Regions from separate parts of the Homo sapiens genome. Here region 2 is linked to region 1. Evidence: read pairs that join two places in POLR2A ChIA-PET (ENCODE). Cell type or tissue: PC-3. All regions are shown on one strand. Links, peaks and the distances in the headings refer to the core of each region. The heading gives the core; the rest is flanking DNA. Region 1 overlaps GCNT2 (glucosaminyl (N-acetyl) transferase 2 (I blood group)). Region 2 holds the start of MIR5689 (microRNA 5689).

The links. ChIA-PET counts read pairs that join two places held together with the same protein. Peaks named below come from ENCODE experiments on the same cell type or tissue, not always from the same donor. Only the 100,000 strongest peaks of a DNase experiment are listed, where the experiment ranks them.
Region 2: POLR2A ChIA-PET joins it to region 1 with 10 read pairs; 4 of 35 experiments call an interaction of 5 or more read pairs at or near these places.

What each region holds. Positions count from the first base shown.
Region 1 is chr6:10,591,932-10,599,931 of GRCh38, forward strand. The region is part of intron 3 of GCNT2 (glucosaminyl (N-acetyl) transferase 2 (I blood group)); the gene reads left to right. Among named protein-coding and RNA genes, the nearest start is that of GCNT2, 75 kb to the left of the region's middle. RefSeq lists an enhancer at 4,001-4,988. In PC-3, for the core only: no CTCF peak of the experiment used is centred there; a DNase peak (open chromatin) is centred at 4,300; H3K27ac peaks cover 662 bases.
Region 2 is chr6:10,434,358-10,450,468 of GRCh38, forward strand. MIR5689HG (MIR5689 host gene) reads left to right here. Exons shown (of 4, transcript NR_132993.1): 1 at 1-47. MIR5689 (microRNA 5689) reads left to right here and starts at 5,360; the gene lies at 5,360-5,437. LINC00518 (long intergenic non-protein coding RNA 518) reads right to left here and starts at 465. Exons shown (of 3, transcript NR_027793.1): 1 at 156-465; 2 at 1-69. RefSeq lists enhancers at 1-515, 6,378-6,878, 6,879-7,379. In PC-3, for the core only: CTCF peaks have their summits at 5,110 and 6,786; a DNase peak (open chromatin) is centred at 7,084; H3K4me3 peaks cover 889 bases; H3K27ac peaks cover 2,064 bases.

The DNA of each region.
Region 1 (8,000 bases), core at 1-8,000:
AGTCCCAGTCTTTTTCAAAGTATGCATTGTGTTCTCTCTACATCAGCCCAGACTTTGAATTCAGTTTCTAGGACCACAAAGGATTCATTCACTCATGCTGATTGGACCCGTGACTGAGAATTAATTACAAACGTTGAATGATGGGGTAGAATCATGTCTTAACAAACGTCACCAGGACGTTCGAGTCTAAAATAACGCTACTTGGGGGGGCTGGAGGACAATCCACACTGACATTTGTCTTGTCAATATGGAGATAAATTCTGGCTGAAGGAGAAATTCCACAAAACAGATACTTCCATAGGTTCGTATCCATTGAACAGACTCTTAAAATAATATTTTTGGATAGCCAGATGATATTAAGTATGCATAATAAATGAGAACATGATTTTCAAAATATTGCGTTAGTGATGTGGACCAGTCTGGCTTATTTAACCTCTTCAGTAAAGGGCTCTAGGCTCTTCCCAGGTCAGTAATTCAGGTAGGATCACAGGGGAAGATTTTAATTTACAATGTATCCCAGCTCTTGTGAGCACCTAGATTGATGGGTCTACATCATAAGATGCTGGGCTCCTGGTAGAGAAACCTTAGGCAGGTTATAAAGTATTTACACAGTAAATTATGCTGACGCTATAGCCATTTGTAGAATCATTTGTGACGTTTCCAGCCACTGGCTCCATTGTACTATTTGGGAAGGATCATCTCCTTCATTGGAGAATCTGTACCCTAACATTTCTGTTCGCCACCCCTAAAAAGGAAATAATTGGGAAACGCTACTCTTAATGAGCTCTTTTATTTTTATTTGTTTGTTTGTTTGTTTGTTTATTTATTTGAGACAGAGTACCACTCTGTCGCCAGGATGGAGTGCAGTGGTGTGGTCTCGGCTCACACAACCTCTGCCTCCCAGGTTCAAGCAATTCTCCTGCCTCAGCCTCCCAAGTAGCTGGGACTACAGGTGTGTGCCACCATGCCCAGCTAATTTTTTCATATTTTTAGTAGAGATGGGGTTTCACCATGTTGGCCAAGGTGGTCTCGATCTCTTGACCTCGTGATCCACCCACCTCAGGGTCCCAAAGTGTTGGGATTACAGGCGTGAGCCACCACGCCCAGCCTTAATTAGCTGTTAATTCCTAATCTCTAGAACAACATTTTATAAAACAAGACAAATTGGATTAAAGTATATATTAGTATAAAGTATATATAAAGTGAATATTGAATTAAGTATAAGTACAATCATGATTGGTAAACATCTACTAAGCTGAACTGAACATGAATTTAATTCTAGCGGAAAGGATGAGCATTCTTTCTACTGCTTTAGAACCGGCAAGATCATTTCTCCAACTCATTCATCCTCCTGTCATTCCTTATCGATTGTATAAGACAGTTTTTTCTAGAAGCAGGAGTTGTTTTTGTCTTTGTTTTGTTTTGAGATAGGGTCTCCCTCTGTCACCTAGACTGGAGTGCAGTGGCATTAATTTAGCTCACTGCAGCCTCAGCCTTCTGGGCTCAAGTAATCCTCCTGCCTCAGGCTGCCAAGTAGCAAGGACTACAGGTATGCACCACTACACCTGGCTCATTTTTAAATTTTGTGTAGAGATGGGATCTCGATATGTTGCCCAGGCTGGTCTCAAACTCCAGGGCTCAATTGATTCTCTCCTCAGCCTCCTACAAGTGCTGAGATTACAGGTGTGAGCCATTGCACCTAGACAGTTGTCTTTGTTTTAAATGAAGTATTGCATTTTGATGGCTTCTAAAAACAATAAAATATTAGTGGTATATCAAAGCTATATATAATTGATATATGTATATATCAATGTCCATAGTACAATGATCAATATATACTCGACGTCTAAATTATCTCTTGAAAATACATATCTCTTCCCTATTTCTCTTTACACAATACAAAAGCATCTCCTTCCATCCTCCTTTGTTTGAGCCCACATGCTATCAGGTAAACGACTTTGGAGACAGACGTAGTGTAAGTCTGTCCTCCCAATACTTGCCAACTGTGTGACACTGGTGTTAGTTTACACTGAGCCTTAGTTTACTCATCTGTGATGATGGAGATAATAAATAGTACTTAGTTCCCAGAGAAGTTGTGAGTATTAAATAAGCTAATGCATATAGTACAGGGGTTCCTAGACTTGGCCATGCCTCAGAACCTTCTGCAGGTCCTGTTAAAGCACAGATTTCTGGGCCCTACCCCGAAGTTTCTGATTCAGCAGGTCTGGAGCAGTCCCCAGAATTTGCATTTCTAACAGTTTCCTGGGTTATCCTGCAGCTTCTCATCTGGGGGCCACACTTTGAGAACTGCTGACACGGACCATCTTTTACAGAGACTGGCACATGTATAGATTTGCAGCAAATGCCGATTCTGTTCATTTCCAACCACCAGTAAAAATAAAAACTAGTTGATATAAGGAAAAGCTTTATGGTGTTGATTGCATATGGCAGACTTCATGAAAGTGGTATGCAAATAACTGATATTTGGGATGTACTCATATTAAGGATATATTATGGGCTCTGGAGTGAGACAAATGCAATATTGAATTTTAGCTTTATCTCCGTTAGTTTGATGACCTTGTGTACTCTGACCTAAAACTCTTCATTTTGTAGTCACAATAATGATGGCTACTTAGTAAGGCTGTTTTGAGAATTAAATTTTAAAAATGGGGTAAAATGACAGGTTAGGTGTTTATCCACTTATTAATGTGAACATTTATTAAGAAAAACCTACATGTGGTCTTGTGTTCCTACACTAATGAGATCCTCAAGGTGTTGAATAAAAGCAATTTAAATCTCACTATAGAAGGATGTCTATGCCATGGCTCACCAACCATATAAAACTAGATGTAGATGTACCCAAAGATGGATAGGAGGAAATGTGTAAAGTAAATTGACATGTTCAGGTGGATACCAGTTCCTTTTTTTTTTGAGATAAGGTCCCTGCTCTGTTCCCCAGGCTGGAGTGCAGTGGTGTGATCACGGCTCACTGTAGCCTCGACTTCCCAGGCTCAAGCAATTCTCCCACCTCAGCCTCCCCAGTAGCTAGAACTATAAGCCTGCCTCACCATGCCCTGCTAATTTTTAATTTCTTGTCGAGTCGGGGTTTTACTATGTTGCCCAGACTGGGATATCTGTTCTTGATCATTTTGATTTCCATTAGTGTTATTGATGTACTTTTTATGACCACCAAAAAGCTTCACTTACCCCTTACATAACACTATGAAATGTGTATTATCCATTAGAAGAGTGTTTCCTTAAAAACATGAAGGATGTCAATGCTATCTATTTTTGAAATCAGTCATATCACAGGAAAGGAGCAGGAATTGTGTTGCTTTATTTTCTTTCTTTTTTTTTAATTTTTTGAGACGGAGTCTTGCTCTGTCCCCAGGCTGGAGTGCAGTGGCGCGATCTTGGCTCACTGCAAGCTCTACCTCCTGGGTTCACGCCATTCTCCTGCCTCAGCCTCCCAAGTAGCTGGGACTATAGGTGCCCGCCACCACACCCAGCTAATTTTTTGTATTTTTAGTAGAGATGGGGTTTCATCGTGTTGGCCAGGATGGTCTCGATCTCCTGACCTCGTGATCTGCCCATCTCGGCCTCCCAAAGTGCTGGGATTACAGGCGTGCCACTCTGCCCGGCCGGTTGGTTGGGTTGCTTTCTTTTCTTAAGCCGTACCATGTTCCAGAAAGGACTTAAGATGTCATAATATAATTTCTTGGGAAAGGAAATCAACATAGCCAAGATCTGAAAAAAAATGAGAGCCTTTTCACAATTATTCTATGTAGGTTTTGACTGGCTTGGCCACATCTTCCCATTTTGAGTGTTTGGCTTCCTCAGTGTTAAAACAAATTTTGCCCATCCTCTTTGCAGAGGAGTAATTTTTAAACTCTAATAGAAAAACTTATAAACACACACAACAGTGCAGAGAACAGTACTGTAATCCTCACATGCCCATCAGCCAGTTTCGACAATCATCAACTTGTTATGCAAACTCAAAGCAAAAAAACCGAAAATGTATGACAAATCTTTGAGTTGACACTATAATTCTCATAAATAAGTAGCTTCCTCTTTTCAAAGAAAATGCAAAATTCTGATATTCCAGACTAAGGCTTTCTCCTCATCCCATAATAACAGTTCACTGAAAAGTAAAAATATTTTTATCCAACTTCACCTTTTAGGCTATACTACATGAACCGGACTGAGTTTTCTTTTTCTTTGTTTTTCAGCAACAAAGCTGAATCTACAAGCACAAGCTCTTTAGGCATTCAAAGTAGGAGGCAGAATGCGGTTTGTTAAGATTTCCATTCAGCTGGGTGCAGTGACTCACACCTGTAATCCTAGCACTTTGGGAGGCCTAGGCGGGTGGATCACTAGGTCAGGCATTCAAGACCAGCCTGGCCAACGTGGTGAAACCCCGTCTCTACTAAAATACAAAAAGTAGCCAGGCGTGGTGGTGCATGCCTGTAATCCCAGCCACTCAGGAGGCTGAGGCAGGAGAATCACTTGAACCCAGGAGGCGGAGGTTGCAGTGAGCTGAGATTGCGCCACTGCACTCCAGGCTGGGCAAGAGAGTGAGACTCCATCTCAAAAAAAAAAAAGATTTCCATTCTCTTGGCCTCCGTTTTTCTGGAGGAAAAATGGGAAGGAGTATGGTACTAAGAGTAGAAGATTGGTTAGTGGGGTACACTGGTATCCCACTGTATGGTTAGTGGGGTACACTGTTTCCTGTGTATCCCTCTAACCATTAAAGTTCCCTTGTTTTCATCTCTTCTCCAGACTGAATATTCTGTTTCCTCTATTAAAAAAAAAAAAGACAATGAGTCCAAAGTATGTTTGAATATAGAATTGACACGATGATATTTTGCCTTCAGCCAAATCTGAATGTATTTTCCATTACTGCGTATTCTCACAGAGGCTTCTCTATGAGATTCATTGTTGTTAATTTTTCACATCTGTAATTTAATTTGAGATGCCTCAGTTATTAAGTTATTAAGCCTCGTTACTTTGCATGAGGTCTTTGATCTTGCAGCGTGATGTGGATGAAAGAATACAAACTTTGGAATAGGACAGATCTTTTGAATCCTAGGCCTCACTACTTAACAGCTTGTCAGTCACTGAACAAGTTATTTAACCAAACTGAGCCTCAGTTAATTTTGGTTTTAGGACATTAAAGAAAGTTTTTAAGGTGTTTGAGAATTTATTAGAAAGTAGGAATTGCCTTTTTTTTTTTTTTTTTTTTGAGACACGATCTTACTCTATCACCCAGGCTGGAGTGCAGTGGCATGATCTCGGCTCACTGCAACCTCTGCCTCCTGGGCTCAAGCAATTCTCGTGCCTCAGCCTTCCGAGTAGCTGGGACTACAGGTGTGCCCTACCATGCCAGGCGAATTTTTTGTATTTTTAGTAGAGACGGTTTTGCCATGTTGCCCAGGCTGGTGTCAAACTCCCGAGCTCAAGCAATCTGCTTGCCTCAGCCCCCCAGAGTGCTGGGATTATAGGTACTAGCCACCACGCCCGGCCAGGAATTGTCTTAATTCAACTTCCACCCCATAAAATATATCTGGAATTGGTCTGGAGACAGTCTTATAGCAGTGACTACGACTTGCTAACATTTCTTTTCAAAGATATTTGTAAAAGGGCTAGAAGAATCTCTGGGTGTCTCCAAGGCTATGAGGGTTTTTGTTGTTGTTGTTGTTTTGCTTTTTTTGTTAGAGATGGGGTCTCACTCTGTTGCCCAGGCTGGTCTTGAACTCCTGGGCTCAAGCAATCCTCTCACCTTGTCCTCCCAGAGTGCTGGGATTATAGGCGTGAGCCACCACGCCTGGCCAGGATGTGAGTGTTGATGACCCCAGAAGACACTAAGGATTGGAACAGTAGCTCATGAACTTTGACTTTTTAAACACTTCACACTGCACAGTTAAAAACAGTAGAATACTAAGCAAATGGAAAGTAAGGATTATGAGCCATGCGTGAATGTTTAATTTTCTTTTTTTAAAAAAGTGCTTTCGAGTACTGTGTAAGAGAGGCTAGTGACTTAGATACCCACACTATACAATTCTGTTCTAAATTTTAACCTTTGTCTGTAGATAACTGTTTGGCCTTGGGCATGTCACTTAACCTCTCTGGGCCTCAGTTTCCTCATGTGTAAAATGAGGAAATTGGGCTAGGTCATCTCCGAAGAGATTCCTGTATTATTTTGCTTTAACTCTGGAGCATGCAGTGAAAAAAGCAGAAGTATTTGAGGCAGGCAGACTTAGGTTTTGTTTCCCTGCTGTCAGATCTTGAGCAATTAACGTATCTTAACATGGGCTTCCGGTGACTTATCTGTAAATTGAGGACAATACCAATTTCATGAGATTGTTGTGAGAGTTACAGACTATGGGGGTATATCTCCCCTCTCAGCCATTGTTAATTCAGTTATCACCTCCATCTCTCCCCCTTCTCCCTCTCCACGGTATATTAATGTCATGACATTCCTATTTATATTACACCGTGGACAGTAGGATTAATGAAACAATGGCCTCTGGGCATTGAATTTCTCTCTTTGTCACGGTCACTGTGTCCACATCTGGATGCCAACCACCACTACTGCTACAATGTAGAACTCAGGCCAGCCACCCTAGGCAGTGTGTGGGGGTGATTTTTGTGCTGTAAAATTCTGACCAAAGGAGGAAACTGAGTACCAAGTACTTACACAATATCTTCACCTCTCTGATTGTTCTTAATGTAGCACATTTCCCCTTGTTTCCAAGAGTATTTTCTCGATGTGCCCAGGGACGCTGAGCTGGACAAGGCTAGTGTAGTGTATTCAGTGCTGGGGAGGGAAGGGGCCCTCTGGAGCCGGATCATTTGGCTTCCAATCCAGCTTTGCAGATTCCTAGTGTGTGTGACGTGAGGCTAATTATGTTCTCTCTCTGATTCTCAGTTTCTGTATATGTAAAATGGAGATACTAACATTACCTACCACTGTGCAAATGAAATGTATGAATACATATCAAGTGCCTGGAATGGCGCATGGTGCCTAGTAAGTGTAAATAAGTGTTGTATTTATTCCACCCAATTGCCCTCGTTAAGGGGAAAATTAGCAATGAACAATTTCCCCTTGTTAAGGTGCTAGAAAAAATGCAGTCCCCCAAAGTGCCATTACAAAGGGTCTGGAAGATTTTCTGAAACTCAGACAAAAGCAGCTTGAATTCCCTCCGTCCCTCAGCTTCCCATAGTACCAGAGCTCATCCTGCACAAGGAATGAGAGGAGCAGAGTAACTAAGAATCTGGCATTGGTGAGTGGGATCGATTGTACCAGGTGCGCTGTTCACAGGCGCGTCAGTCCACGTACTGCAACGCTAGGAAACACAGGGAGCCAACAGCAATCCCAGGCCAGTGTTAACTGACTCTTGAAAAGAGAAAACCTAACAATTCCCAAATAACCTGAATCTTCTCTGTGTCTACCTCAGTAAAATATGTGGTGTTGTTTCCACCAGAATGAGGGAGCACCTGAACCAGACTGAAACCGGGTGTTTCAGTGAGAGGCATCTTGCCCATCTCCCTATCAGCTTCCATCTATTGTATCCCAGCGGAGGTAAGAGCAGGAGACAGTGTGCCGTATGAATTAGACATGAGGCCATGTACCTTCAGAGTCCGCCAGTGGTCCCCAGAGAATTGAGAGCTATGGTAGAATGAAGACGGTAGCTTCCCCTCTCTCCAAGAGTAGGGGGCTCACATCATGGCTTCTTGTAGCTTACGATCTTGGACAGATCTTTTCAATTCTCCACACTGGGTTTTCTCAGCCAAGGAATGATAATAACTGCTAATCTCATGGTGGCAAAGGAGGAGAAGGCACATGCTGTGAGCCATGAATTATGAACTCTTTAATAACTTATAACTCATTAATTCTAAAGCCAAGAGCATCACTCCTGGCACATAGAAAGAGGAAGGTTGTGGTGATGAAGTTTTTTTGAGTGGAAGATATGAAAGAAGCAGAAACTCAGGCTCCTTCA
Region 2 (16,111 bases), core at 3,597-11,596, 150 kb before region 1:
AGCTCCCTGAAGACAGAGAGTGAACCCTTGGTTTTCGCCATGTAGAGGTGAGTGGATGTGGTGGAAAACCTGCAGGGAGGTTAGAATCAGGGAGCTCTACCATTTTAGCCAAATTCACTACATAAAACCTAGGCACTGCTAAGCAATTTACTCACCCCTTTGATCCTCAGCGGTCTCATTAGTAACACAGATGGAATGATTCCTACCTCAGGCTGGTGAGCTCTTAAAGAGACAATGTTAGGAGTATTCATTTGCTAGGATGGCCTTCACAAAATACAACCGACCTGAATTGCAAACATTTATTTTCTCACAGTTCCGGAGGCTGGAAGTCCAAGATGGAGCTGCTGTGAGGGTTGGTTTCCGGTGAGGCCTTTCTTCCTAGCTCGTAGACAGCCACCTTCTCTCTGTGTCCTCACATGGCTTTTCTTTTGTGTCCATGCCGAGAGAGAGGACTCTCTGAGGACTCTCCCTCTTCTTGTAAGGACACCAGTCCTATCAGACTAGGGCCCCACTCTTATGACCTCATTTAATTTAATTATGTCTGTAAAGGCCCCTGCTCCAAATATAGTCACATTGAGGATTATGGCTTCATAATCCTGTGACTCTGGGGAGAGGACACATTTCAGTCCATAACAAAGCCCTTAGTGTGTTTTAGTGCTCAAAACTGTTCATTCATACCTCGGTTATTCCATTATTATTGCCTACGATATTACCACTTCAGGGTTTTTGTTATTTTTTACAATATAGAGCACAACGTATAATAAACTACACATACGAATTCTCATTGAGGAATTACAGAAAATATATCTATCGCGTCTAACAAGGTTTAATTAGCATCTTGGAAAAAAAAAAAAACACCTACGTTTTTAAGGAAAAAGTTGGCCAATACTGCCATCTGTTGGAATTTTGGTCAAAGCTCATGTGTTGGACTTTACTCATTCTTTGTCAATATCTTTTCTTTCTTTCTTTCTTTCTTTTTTTCTGAGACGGAGCCTTGCTCTGTTACCCAGGCTGGAGTGTGGTGGCGCGATCTCGGCTCACTGCAACCTCCGCCTCCTAGGTTCAAGCGATTCTCCTGCCTTGGCCTCCTGAGTAGCTGGAATTACAGGCACGCGCCACCACGCCCGGCTAATTTTTGTATTTTTAGTAGAGACGGAGTTTCACCATGTTGGTCAGGCTGGTTTCGAACTCCTGACCTCGTGATCCACCCACCTCGGCCTCCCAAAGTGCTGGAATTACAGGCGTGAGCCACCGCGCCCGGCCCTTTGTCAACATCTTATATGTTGCTGTGATTATTTTCTTCCCTAATAAGTGTAAAATTGGATGATTTTGTTTTCAATTTAAACCTACAATAAGTATTCTAAGAAATACACAAAGATTCTACTATGACAGAATGAGTCTTTTCCTACTTGCGACATTCATTCTAAATTTCACAAATGCAAGTTGTGGAAAGAGAGACATTGATGGAAAAATTTCTACTTTTGGAGACAAATTCTCATTCGCATTAGTTTTATTTTTATTTCTCAATTATAAGTTATTTGGCGTTCTGGCTCACCTAATCCGTGAACCAAGAGGGTTGCTTTCGGAAGCCTACTAGTGGAAAATGAAAGTTTCAGATCTGAAGCTAGCAAATGCTCACTTGCTGATGATGAGGAACAAGTTCTATTATAATAGAGTTGGTTACAAGGCTATGCAGCAAGAAAAAGGTGCTCAGCTTTATGAGAGAAGTGCAACAGATATTGGAATGTGGTGGCCTTGATGATGCTGTTCTTAGGAGACTCCATAGGCATTCTTTTTTTTTTTTTGAGACGGAATCTCGCTCCGTCGCCCACTCGCCACCGCGCCCGGCTAATTTTTTTGTATTTTTAGTAGAGACAGGGTTTCACTGTGTTAGCCAGGATGGTTTCCATCTCCTGACCTCGTGATCCGCCCGCCTCGGCCTCCCAAAGTGCTGGGATTACAGGCATGAGCCACCGCGCCCGGCCGCAGTAGGCATTCTTATACTTTGATGGGAGTAGTGTAATATGGTATAGCTTCTTTGTGAAATCGATCCAAATAAATATGAGCACACCTTTGAACCTAGCGACTCCACTTGTTGGAATTTATCCTACAGATGGAGTTGCAAGTGTGCGAAATGATGGGTTTATATATCGTGACTTTTTTAATAATAGCAAAGACTGGAAACAGTCTAAATGCTATCAATAAGACACATTTAAATAAATGATGGGTCAGTCGTATAAAGGAATAACATTCAGTCATTACAAGGAATGAGGCAGTTCTCTATGTACTCTACAGATTCATTTCCAAGACATATTGTTAAGGAAGAAAGCAAGGTGTAGTGCACTAGGTATGGTATACACATGTGTTAAGAATTGTGTTTTACTGTAGTATACCATACCTTATATGTTTAATAGAACATATCTCATCTATATTTTGTAATTCATTTTTATAAAACTGCCTGTAAATAGAAAAATTTTATTATCTCTTTCATGTCTACAGCTTCTACATTTATGTCCCCTCTTACTTTTTTTTTTTTTGGAGAGACAGTGTCTCACTATGTTGCCTAGACCAGTTTCAAACTCCTGGGCTCAAGTGATCCTTCTGCCTCAGCCTCCCAAAGCGTTGGAACTACAGGTGTGAGCCAGCCCGCCTGGCCCCTCTTACATTCTTTGTTGTTGTTGTTTTGTTGTTGTTGTCTTTGTTGTTTTTTGAAGCAGAGTCTCCCTCTGTGGCCCAGGCTGGAGTGCAGTGGCTTGATCGTGGCTCACTGCAACCTCCGCCTCCCAGGTTCAAGCCATTCTCCTGCCTCAGCTTCCCGAGTAGCTAGGACTGTAGGCATATGCCACCACGCCCAGCTAATTTTTTTTATAATTTTAGTAGAGATGGGTTTTCACCATGTTGGCCAGGCTGGCCTCAAGCTCCTGACCTCCAGTGATCTTCCTGCCTTGGCCTCCCAAAATGCTGGGATTACAGGCATGAGCCACTGGGCCGAGCCCCCTTACATTCTTAATATAGTTTATTTGTGTCCTTTCTTTTTTCACTTTTTCACTCTTGCTTACAGGTTTTTCAATTGTGTTAGGCTTTTTAAAGAACTGCTTGTCTTTGTAATGCTCTATATTATAAATTTTAGTTGTATTTATTTACTTCTGCTCTTACATTAATTTTTCATTTTTGATCTTTGAATTTATTTTGCTGTTGTTTTCTAATTCTAATTTGGATGACTAGCTAATTAAAAAAAATGTTTTCCCACTTCTTAAATGTCAGCATTTATAGGCTTTTGCGCTATACATTTCACTCAAAGTAGATTTTGTGAAATGCCACAATATTTGGCATGTGGCATTTTCACAATTGTCAATTCAAAATGTTTTCTAGTTTTCAGTGTGACTTATTTTTTGATCCATGGCTTTACTTATAAGTGTATATTTAAAAATTTCCAAATATATCATTTGTTTTGACTATTACATTTTTCATTAAGGTATAACTGACAAATAAAAATTACGTATGTTTAAAAAAGGAATTGTATTTTGCTGCAAGTAACAGTGAGCTTGTTATGGTGTTTAAGCTGTTTCAACTGCTAAAAAACAACAACAACAAAACAGATATGGACAGGGCCATGGCTTATAAGGGAACTCCATCATTCTCAGGACCTAATTTCCTCCATCTTGTTGCTCTGCCATCCCAAGTGGGCTGTTTTACAGTCCAAGAAAGCTGCTTAAGCTCCAGTCATCACGTCCACATCCCAGCCAGCAGAAAGGCAAAAGATCTGACAAATGTTACATTCTAGTATCTTCCACTCCAGTATCGAAAACTTAGTTACATAGCCTGCATTATTAGCTAACAGAAAGGCTGAGAAATGCAGTTTTTTGCTGGACAGCAATGAGTGGCTTCAAATACATTTGGACGGCTGTTATAAAAAGAGTGAGGAGATCAGACGCCAGTGGCTCACTCCTGTAATCCCATCACTTTGAGAGGCCAAGGTGAAAGGATCCCTTAGGCCCAGGAGTTTGAGACCAGTCTGGGCAACATGGTGAAACTCTGTCTCTACAAAAATTTAAAAATTAGCCAGATGGTGCGTGCCTGTAGTCCCAGCTACTCAGGAGGCTGAGGCAAGAGGTCAAGGCTGTGCTGAGCCTTTGTTCATGCCACTGCACTCCAGCCTGGGTGGCAGAGCAAAACCCCATATCAACAAAGAAAGAAAGTGGGAGAATGGATGTTGAGACAGGCGACTTGCTGTCTCTTTCATAGTATGCTAACATTTATGTGATGAGGAGAATATATAATCTGTATATGTTAAGAAAAGTTTGGGATGTCTAGAAATACACAAGTACCTAGTAACAGTATGTATAGGTGTCTTTGGGAAGATCTGATGACTAGGGGAAAGGAAGAGAGACAAGCTTTGCAACTTACCATTTTGCCTTTTGAATTTTATATTATGGCCATGTATTTTTTAAAGAAAAAAATTACATGCAAAAACTAGCATTTGATGTTAAGATTTTCCAACTGGATCTGCTTTGTGGCTAAAAGTTTCCCTCCCCTGTAGCTTGAATATATACAACTAAAAGATATGTATAGATATGTATATGCAACTATATATATACAACTAAAATGTGTACAATGCAATGTTTTGATATATGTCTATCTTGTGAGGTGAGATACCATAATCAAGCTAATTCAAATTCACACATCCATCACCTCACACAGTTACCATTTCTATGTGTGTGTGGTGAGAACATTTAAGCTTTTTTTTTTTTTTTTTTTGAGATGGAGTCTTGTTCTGTCTCTCAGGCTGGAGTGCAATGGCGTGATCTTGGCTCACTGCAACCTCCACCTCCCAGGTTCAAGCGATTCTTCTGCCTCAGCCTCCCGAGTAGCTGGGATTAAAGGCGTGCACCACCATGCATGGCTAATTTTTGTATTTTTAGTAGAGTCAGGATTTCGACGTGTTGGCCAGGCTGGTCTCGAACTCCTGACCTCAGGTAATCCACCCTCCTCGGCCTCCCAAAGTACTAGGATTACAGGCATGAGCCACATTACCTGGCCACATTTAAGCTTTTTAACTAAAAGTTTATTGGGAGAATAAAGTGGAGGGCAGTTAAAATCCCTCTAGTGGAAGAAAAGACCTGGACAATATGAGCTGTGTTCATTATGACCACTGGGAAGATGAGTTTCACCCTTCACATGACTATATGGTGAGAACATGTTTCTCAGCTGAGACAAGATTTCAGGAAAGTTTGCAAGAACCGAGAGAAAATGGAAGAAAATGAAATATTTGTTCTTCAGAGTCACCAGTTTTATTATATGCCTGGACTCTGTCACTTATGTCAATAAATTTACAAATGCAAAATACACATTTAATTCCAGCGTGGTAGCATACACCTGTAGTCCTAGATACTCAGGAGGGTGAGTATCTAGGACTACAGGTGTGTGCTACCACGCTTGAACTCAGGAGTTCAAGGCCAGCCTGGACAACACAGGGAGACCCCCTCTCTAAATGTATATACACACATACACACACACACACACACACACACACATTCAAACATTGGAATCAGATGTCCTGGACAAAATGCTCAAATCAGCTGAACACTTTGGAATGCTTAACTTTTCTTTTTTTTAGATGTTTATTTATTTATTTATTTTGTTTTTTATTTTATTATTATTATACTTTAAGTTTTAGGGTACATGTGCGCAATGTGCAGGTTTGTTACATATGTATACATGTGCCATGTTGGTGTGCTGCACCCATTAACTCGTCATTTAGCATTAGGTATATCTCCAAATGCTATCCCTCCCCCCTCCCCCCACCCCACAACAGTCCCCGGAGTGTGATGTTCCCCTTCCTGTGTCCATGTGTTCTCATTGTTCAATTCCCACCTATGAGTGAGAACATGCGGTGTTTGGTTTTTTGTCCTTGTGATAGTTTGCTGAGGATGATGGTTTCCAGTTTCATCCATGTCCCTACAAAGGACATGAACTCATCATTTTTTATGGCTGCATAGTATTCCATGGTGTATATGTGCCACATTTTCTTAATCCAGTCTATCATTGTTGGACATTTGGGTTGGTTCCAAGTCTTTGCTATTGTGAATAGTGCCGCAATAAACCTACGTGTGCATGTGTCTTTATAGCAGCATGATTTATAATCCTTTGGGTATATACCCAGTAATGGGATGGCTGGGTCAAATGGTATTTGTAGTTCTAGATCCCTGAGGAATCGCCACACTGACTTCCACAATGGTTGAACTAGTTTACGGTCCCACCAACAGTGTAAAAGTGTTCCTATTTCTCCACATCCTCTCCAGCACCTGTTGTTTCCTGACTTTTTAATGATCACCATTCTAACTGGTGTGAGATGGTATCTCATTGTGGTTTTGATTTGCATTTCTCTGATGGCCAGTGATGATGAGCATTTTTTCATGTGTTTTTTGGCTGCATAAATGTCTTCTTTTGAGAAGTGTCTGTTCATATCCTTCGCCCACTTTTTGATGGGGTTGTTTATTTTTTTCTTGTAAATTTGTTTGAGTTCATTGTAGATTCTGGATATTAGCCCTTTGTCAGATGAGTAGGTTGCAAAAATTTTCTCCCATTTCGTAGGTTGCTTGTTCACTCTGATGGTAGTTTCTTTTGCTGGAATGCTTAACTTTTCTTTCCTGCAAGAGGAAGACTGGGAGATTGAGAGGTGTGCCCAGGGTGTCAGCTCAGTGCCTGGTAGAGGCAGGTAACATGAGCTTTGAGCCCTGGCCTGTGGATTGTGTTGTGCTTGGACTGGCCTGTTACGCCATCTGCTTGCTTCTGCCTGAAATTCCTGTAACACAAGATAAAACCTCTCATTCTGCAATTTACCAATAAACCTTATAAAATCTGAGGCTAAGCCTTGTGAAATGGCAAACCCTAGAAAGCCAGAGAGCTGGCATGCGGTAGTTCAGCAGTGGCTGCAGGAAATAGAAGGAAAGGGAGTGAGGAGACAGGGTGCAAGCTGGAATGTGATCACAGGGGAGGGGGATCTCTGGACTATGGGGGAATGACGGGCAGCTTGAGGCCCTGAGATGAAAGACACTCCCTTTAAGAAAAACGTCTGTGACTCAGAGCCACAAGGCGTGTCAGGAGAAAGTTCTGATGAAACTGCATTCCATTCCTGGAGGAATACGCATTGCCATTGAAGTACAAACTCTAAAATGATGTAGGATTAATAATTAAGGCAACACTAGTAGTGGATGGTGGCCCAGAGAGCTTTCCCTAGCTTTGTTAATTTTCTTCTCTCCACAGCTTACGTAAGCAAATATTCACCCAAAGAGTAGAGAATGTTGAGACATTTAGCATTATGTATTAGTCTGTTCTCACAGTGCTATAAAAAAAAAATACCTGAGACTGGGTAATATATGAAGAGAAGTTTAATTGACTCAGTTCCGTAGACTGTACAGGAAGCACAGCTGAGGAGGCCTCAGGACACTTGCAGTCACGGCATGGGGCAAAGGGGAAGCAAGCACATCTTCACATGGCAACAGGAGAGAGAGCAAAGGGGGAAGCGCTACACACTTTTAAGCCACCAGATCTCATGAGAACTCACTCACTATCATGAGGACAGCAAGGGGGAAATTCTCCCCCATGAGCCAATCACCTCCCACCAGGTCCCTCCCCCAACATTAGGAATTACAATTTGCATGAGATTTGTGTGGCCACACGGAGCCAAACCATATCACATTGGTCAACCTATATAGTAATGTTTTTCTTAATCTAAATGTATACTAAGTTAGTGTTTTATCGATTTAAAAATACATCTTGAAAAGGATTTTGCAATTTACTTTTTTTTTTTTTTTGTGAGACAGAGTCTCACTCTTGTCCCCCAGGCTGGAGTGTAGTAGCGTGATCTTGGCTCGCTGCAATCTCTGCCTCCCAGGTTCAAGCAATTCTCCTGCCTCAGCCTCCTGAGTAGCTTGGATTACAGGCGCCTGCCACTACTCCCGGCTAATTTTTTGGTATTTTTAGTAGAGACAGGGTTTCACCATGTTGGCCAGGCTGGTTTCAAACTCCTGACCTCAAGTGATCCGCCCACCTCGGCTTCCCAAAGTGCTAGGATTACAGACGTGAGCCACCATGCCCAGCCCACAATTTCTTTTAAAACTAAACATATACAGTTGTCCATCAGTATCTGCAGGGGACTGGTTCCAGGTCTCCCTGCAAGTACCAAAATCACAGATGCTCAGGAATCTGATATAAAGCAGGGTAGTACTTGCATATAACCCACACACATCCTCCTGTATACTTTAAATCATCTCTAGATTACTTATAATACCTAGTACAAGGTGAAGACTATGTAAACAGTTGTTATACTGTATTTAAAAAAATAATTTCCACTTTCATTTTAGATTCAGGTGGTACATATGCAGGTTTGTTATATAAGTGTATTGCATGATGCTGAGGTTTGGAGTTCAATTGATCCCATCACTCAGATAGTGAGCATAATTATACTGTATACAGTTTAGGAAATAATAACAAGAAAAAAGTCTATACATATTCCATACAGACATGATCATCCTTTCCTCCCACCCCTTGATTTTTTATTGAATTCATGAATATTTGCTGAGTCCATGAATGTGGAACCCACGGATAGGGAAGGCTGACTGCACCTACATTATGACCTGGCAATTCCACACCTAGGTTACTCACCCGGGAGAAATAAAAGCATATGTCCTCAAAGAGGCTTGTTCAAAAATGTCCATAGCTTTATTCATAAATAACTGAAAGCTGAAAACAACCAATAGGAGAATGAATAAACTAACTGTGGTAAATTCAGACAATGAAATACTACACAATAAAAAAGGGAGGAACCGGCTGGGCGCGGTGGCTCACACCTGTAATCCCAGCACATTGGGAGGCCGAGGTGGGTGGATCACCTGGGGTCAAGAGTTCGAGACCAGCCTGGCCAACATGGTGAAACCCCATCTCTACTAAAAATACAAAAATAGTCAGGTGTGGTGGCACGCACCTCCAATCCCAGCTACTCGAAAGGCTGAGGCAGGAGAATCAGCTTGAATCCAGGAGGCAGAGGTTGCAGTGAGCTGAGATTGTGCCACTGCACTCCAGCCTGGGTGACTCTGTCTCAAAAAAAAAGGGGGGGTGGGGGGAGGAACCATTGATACATACAACATCATGATGAATTCCAAAAATGTTGTACTGAATGGAAGAAGCCTTACACAAGAAAGCACATACTGTTTATATATTTATCATCCTAGAACAAGCAAAACTAATCTATGGACTAATCTAAGGTGGGGGCAGGGGAATCCAGAGAAAGGGTTACCTTTGGGAGTTGGGCCATGGGGTTGGGGACCAGCTGTGCAGGGGAGCTTTCAGGGCAGTCTTAAGGTACTGGATCTCACCAGGGGTTTGCCTTGCTTGTATACATGGCCTTCCTTGCAACTTGCTGAATGGCACACTTATAAACTGTGCATTTTTTGTATTTAAATTTTACCTCAAAAGAAGAAGAAATCAACCAACATTGAACTCTAATAAAAGATATGCATGTTGGAACATATGGGGAGAAGTGTATTGCTGACTGCAACATACTTAGAAATGCATTAAAAAGACAAGATGCTTTGGGAGGCCAAGGCGGGTGGATCACCTGAGGTCAGAAGTTCAATACCAGGCTGGCCAACATGATGAGACCCCGTCTCTACTAAAAATACAAAAATTAGCCGGGCATGGTGGTGCACACCTGTAATCCCAGCTACTCAAAAGGCTGAGGCAGGAGAGTCACTTGAGCCCGGGAGGCAGAGGTTGCAGTGAGCCGAGATCATGCCACTGCACTCCAGCCTGGGCAACAGAGTGAGACTCCATCTCAGAAAAAAAAAAAAAAAAGACAAGATAGATTGGTGGGTGGATAAACAGCTGGATAAATGGATAAATAGTAAATGAAGTACAGAAGAATGTTTATTGTTGAATCTAGCTGGTGAGCATATGAGTGTTCACCGTACAGTTTCTTCAATTCTGAGCTATGCTTAAAAGGTTTTATAATAAAATGTTGAAAAAAATTGATCTCGAATTAGAATTAGGAGTTCTAACAAAGAGCTTCTGCTATAACTTACATATTTCTGTAGGAGGTATTCCCATGAAGTTGGGGCAGTGGGAAGGCAGAGAAGTTGCAAGGAGAAAAATCTGTCAGTAATGGAAGGCTCTTATATTGCATTCGTTTCCCAAACACTGGCATATCATAGAGCTTCAATAAAAGCTTTTTGAATGAATGAAATGAATAAGACATTCCTCAACCAATGACTGCAGAAACTATAAAGGAATGATTCTGACATGAATATTACAGAAAACTCCGTGAGGGTATATACTTAGGCCAAAGAATAAACAAGTGTCTGAAATTATCAGACTTTAATACTCATTCCAGTGAATGTTTCTAAAGGACCAAAGGGATGAAAAAGAGAAATTTAAAGTCATATCTAAGACTAGCTTTTTGACTTGACACGTGACTCAGCCACTTTTGTATTACCACTGCCATCTTTGAATTAACACTGGAGAAGTATCTAGAACAATTGTGTTTTTCTCAGAGGTTGGAGGAAACGAGCATGACTCTTCCCCAAAATGCATTACTTCTCAAAAACTTACAGGGCTATTCTCTTTTATAGGTTTTTGTTTCTGTTTTTGTTTTTGAGACGGAGTCTCGCCCTGTCGCCCAGGCTGGAGTGCAGTGGCGCCATCTCGGTTCACTGCCACCTCCGCCTCTCGGGTTCAAGTGATTCTTCTGCCTCAGCGTCCCGAGTAACTGGGACTACGGGCCCAGCTAATCTTTTTTGTAGTTTCTGAAAATTTCTTTCACCTGTAGTACATGCAGACCCTGTCTCCATTTATTTTCCTTGGCCTGTTCTTTTTTTTGACAATCTCACTCCATTGCCCAGGCTGGAGTGCAGTAGCATGAACTTGGCTCACTGCAACCTCCACTTCCCAGGTTCAAGAGATTCTCGTGACTCAGCCACCTGAGTAGCTGGGACTACAAGTGTGCGCCACCATGCCTGGCTAACTTTTGTATTTTTAGTAGAGATGGGGTTTCACCATATTGACCAGGCTGGTCTCGAACTCCTGACCTCGTGATCCACCCACCTCGGCCTCCCAAAGTGCTGGGATTACAGGCATGAGCCACCACACCCGGCCTCTTTTATAGGTTTCTATGTAAGTAACATAAAGACTCTGGCAAGCAGTTAAAGCTCTTTAATTGTTCACCATTCTGGGCACTTAGGGTTGTGTTCTTTCTTGGTTTTGGAATAGCTTATGCTTACCTCTTTAATAACAGAGTAGAATTCTACTGTATAAGAGATCCTGGGCCGGGCGCAGTGGCTCACACCTGTAATCCCAGCACTTTGGGAGGCCAAGATGGGTGGATCATGAGGTCAGGAGTTCAAGACCAGCCTGCTCAATATGGTGAAACCCCATCTCTACTAAAAATACAAAAAGTTAGCCAGGCATGGTGGTGCATGCCTGTAATCCCAGCTACTTGGGAGGCTGAGGCAGGAGAATCGCTTGAACCTGGGAGGCAGAGGTTTCAGTGAGCCAAGATCGTGCCATTGCTCTCTAGCCGGGAGACAAGAGTGAAACTCTGTCTCAAAAGAAAAACAGAGATCCTGGGGGACAAGGGTGACACCCTTTACCAGGACAAGAGGCGTATTCAGGGACAGTGGGCTGGGGTAACTCAGAAAATCAAGATGAAATTTTTTTCCCCAGAAAAATCTCAAATTTTTCTTTGTTTTAACTGATTTCCGGTTTGACACTCCACAAGCAAAGTTAATTTTTAGGAACTTCTTAAGTTTAAGGACTATGTATTAGCACTGACCATGTGTCCCGCATTTTTGATGTATCGAGAAACAAGAGGGGCTCAGCTGTTTCTTGTCTGTCTTCACAGTCAAGGCCACATACTTTTTCCTGCCTTTTTAAAAAAGTAAGCTCAATCAGAAAAGCTGAAAAATAGCACACAAACAGCCAAATACCCCTCACATGGATTTAACAACTGTTATTATTTCATCATGTTTGCTTATCTCTTGATAGATAGGTAGGTAGATAAATAGACAGCAGATACCATATTTTTTTCCTAAGCCATTTGAAAGTAAGTTGCAGATGATACGATGTATCATGCTGACACACTTCAGAATGCATCCCCTCAAAATATATATCAAGGCTAGATTTTGAAGAGAGAAGTGGTGATGCTTTTTTTTTCTTTTTTTTTTTTTTAAGCTTGACTGGGTCATTGAGAGAGACTATGTTCTGGGCATTGTATTGAAAGAAGGTAGGTTGAAGTTCAGGTAGTTTTGGAGCCTGCAAGTTTTTTGTATTTTTGTGTTTTTCAGACAGGGTCTTGCTCTGTCCCCCAGGCTGGTGTGCATTGGTGTGATCACCACTCACAGCAGCCTTGACCTCTGGGGCCCAAGCCATCCTCCCACCTCCGCCTCTGGAGTAGCTGGAACTACAGGCATGCACCACCATGCCCAGCTAATATCAGCCTGCAGTTTTGACTTGGACTTGGATTTTATAACTGGCTCAACAAAATTATATCCACTGTTAGTCTGTTTGGGCTACTATGGCAAAAATACCTGAAACTGGGTGTCTTTTAAACAGAAATTTATTTCTCACAGTTCTGAAGGCTGGGAAGTCCAAGATCAATACCTCAGCTGACTCAGTGTCTGATGAGGGCCTGTTTCCCAGTTCACAGACAGCCATCTTCTCCCTGTGTCCTCACATGGTGGAAGGGGCAAGGGAGCTCTCTGCAGTCTCTCTGTAAGGGCACTAATCCCACTCACAAGTGCTCCACCCTCATGTCCTAGTCACCTCCCAAAGGCCCCATCTGCTAATACCATCACCTTGGGGATTAGAATACCAGTGTATGAATTTGGAGGGGAGATAAGCATTCAGTCCATTGCACCCTTATTTCCAAGGCCCAGGGATAACGCTGAGCTCCTCTGTGGGTGAAGCACATTCAGCTATAAAACAGTATCTTAAGATTTTCTTCTCGAGTTAGATTTGGTACGTAGATAACGACCTTTAACTATTTGCATCTATGCAGCTTTTACTTCCACCTCCTCAACCCACTGTCTACAATTCTCACATAGAATTAAGAATAATTTTGCATAGCAGATAATTGGCTGAGCATGCGGTATTCTTTTGACCCATTCAAGTGAATAAAATACTGTATAGGAACACTGTCACAATTTAAATGAAATTAAATTTCTTGCCCCTTTTCCTCCCCCGACCATTTAGTCTTTGGGTAGCAACAGAGATCACTAACATGATATAACAATTAATGTAGTTTTGTTTCAGGGCATTAATTTGATACAAATTGTAATTCTGTTCTCATCAGTTCTGTAAATTGCTTTACTGTAATTACACCAAGTATTTGATCAAATATTGCCGATATTTCCATCTGTTTAGTGTATGGTATTATGATTTCAAAATTGATTCTAGATTTAGTCCAATAATTTTTAGAATGTCTCTTTCTATATAAAAGTCAATGCAGAAATAATAATATTTTGAGATAAAAAATAAAGGCATCTTCTAGTTAATATAACAGATTTTAGTCACATTTATATTCTTTAATGTTCAGTGTATGTATCCACTACATGAGAAACTCAAGACACAAACAAAATGGTTATATTTACTGCAACACTAAGCAATATGGAACATTAAAAAGAATATGTATTCATAAACAAGACAAAAGATGGTATAGCAACATAAAATTTACAAGAACATTATAGCTGGACTGTATAGGAAGAGCTTGACTGATTTCTTTCCACAATGCATTTTCATCAAAACTCATACATATTCAGAGATACAAATAGCATACCAGTGAATTCAATGAACTGCCACTGAAACCAAAACATTATTTCCTAGCATCTGTTTGTGGGAATTATGTAAAATACTTAATGCAATGTGTTTTCATTGCAATCCTATTTTTGTTTCCCAAGCAGTGAATTTTCATTTAAACCAATATGTTTACCTGAGACCCACACACATGCATTTATTGGAACTGAAATACAGCTACAGATACAGGCAACACGTCTGAGGCCAAACCAATGCATTTTGATGCAACTCAGCCAATTTTCCACAACATGTGTTCTGATTCTCTAGGGATATAAAGCCCCATATAATGGTAAATGCACTGAATTGTGATGACAAGGAGGGGAAACTGATGTCTGGATTGTAAAGAAATACAGGAGCCTCAGCTCTCTGGAAACCTTGCCACCAAAAGCGTGCTTCAGGGACCAGCAGCATTGGTGTCACCTGGGGAGATTGTCAGAAAGACAGAATCTCAGGCCCCACTCTAGACCTACTGATTCAGAATCCAAATTTTAACAAGATCCCCAAGCGATTTGTTTCCACAGTAAAATTTGAAAAGCAGTGTTTTAAAGCAAACTTCTAAATGGTCATAGTTAACTTTAGGGTAATACTCTAAGTTTTCTGAGATGGAAAGCACAGCATGGTGACTACAGTTAATAATAATGTACTATATACTTGATGAATATGTTAATTCATCAAGTTAATTACTACAAATTGGTTGTAATAATCCTTTCACAGTGTATACTTATATCAAAACATCACATTGTGCACCTTGGATATATGTACTTGTTATTTGTCAATTATACCTCAGTGAACCAGAAAAACAGTTTTCTGTGGCAAGCACTTTTCTCCAGTGGACAGAGAGTTCGGTTGAAACTAGCTTGCTTTATATGCAAAAGCAACCCCAACCCCTTTTTCTTTTATAGGACATGTGATACATGAATTTATTTTTCTTGTGAACACTCAAAGAATTCAGAAGTCTGCTGAGCATTCTCTTCATTTTTATTAATTAATTAATTTCTTTTAGAAATGGAGTCTCACTCGGTTGCCTAGGCTGGAGTGCAGTGACACAATCATAGCTCACTGTAGCCTCAAATTCCTGGGCTCAAGCAATCCTCCTGCCTCAGCCTCCCAAGTAGCTAGGATGACAGGACTATGTGCACCATCACACCTGGCTAATATTTTAATTTTTTGTAGGGGCAGGGTTTTACTATGTTACCTAGGCTAGTCTCGAACTCCTGACCTCAAGCAATTATCCTGCCTCGGCCTCCCAAAGTGCTGGGATTATAGGCATGAGCCACATGCCTGGACCTTCTTTTACCAAAGTTACTCACCATCAATACTTTCACTTCCCTTTAGTTTCTTTTCTATGAATTTATGTACATATTATATATATGCAAACATTTAAAAAACATAAGTGGGATATATTAGTATATTGTTACATATTATATACATATTATCTTTTTCATTTACCTACATGTTCCTGAGGTCTTTCTTTGTCTCTGCTGGTCAACTTCAATCTATAACCAACCGCATGGTCCTCTGCAGTATGGACACACCATAATTTCTATAGCCAGCTTCCTATTTATGGACATTTGTATTATTTTTATTTTTGCTTCTATTATAAACAATGCCGTAGGACTATACGATTCTGACCCTCCCTAAACTGCTCCTAAGATCAGTGCTTGAGATATTTTGCATACCCTGCACTTGATAGATCAGCTGGCCCCACCCAGATAATAAACTGGCTCATCTGATCTTGTGGCCCCCACCCAGGAACTGACTGAACACAACAAGACAGCTCTGACTTCCTATGATTTCATCTCTGACGAGTCAGCACTCCTAGCTCACTGGCTTCCCCCAACCCACCAACTTGTCCTTAAAAACTCTGCTCCCCGAATGCTTGAGGAGACTAATTTAAGTAATCATCAAACTCCGGTCTCCTGCAAAAATAAAAAATAAAAAATAAAAATAAAAAATAAACTATGCCATATGAACATTCTTGAACATCTATCTTTTTGAGAATTTCTTTAGATTATATTCCCAGAAATGGAATTTTAGGGACAAGAGAAAGAGAGAAAAGCATATGGTAATAGACTCACACTCAGTAGTGATCAAATGTAAATTAAACAATAGAGCCCTTTCCCTTCTTCAGGTTGGTAAAAATGAAAAAGAATGATGCACTTGTGGTAGGTGTATGAATTGGTAAAGCCTTCTAGGAAGAAAGTTTAGCAATAGCCAATCAAAAGCTTTGATGTTCAGGAAGGTGAGGTGCAGGCTGCTTCCAGGG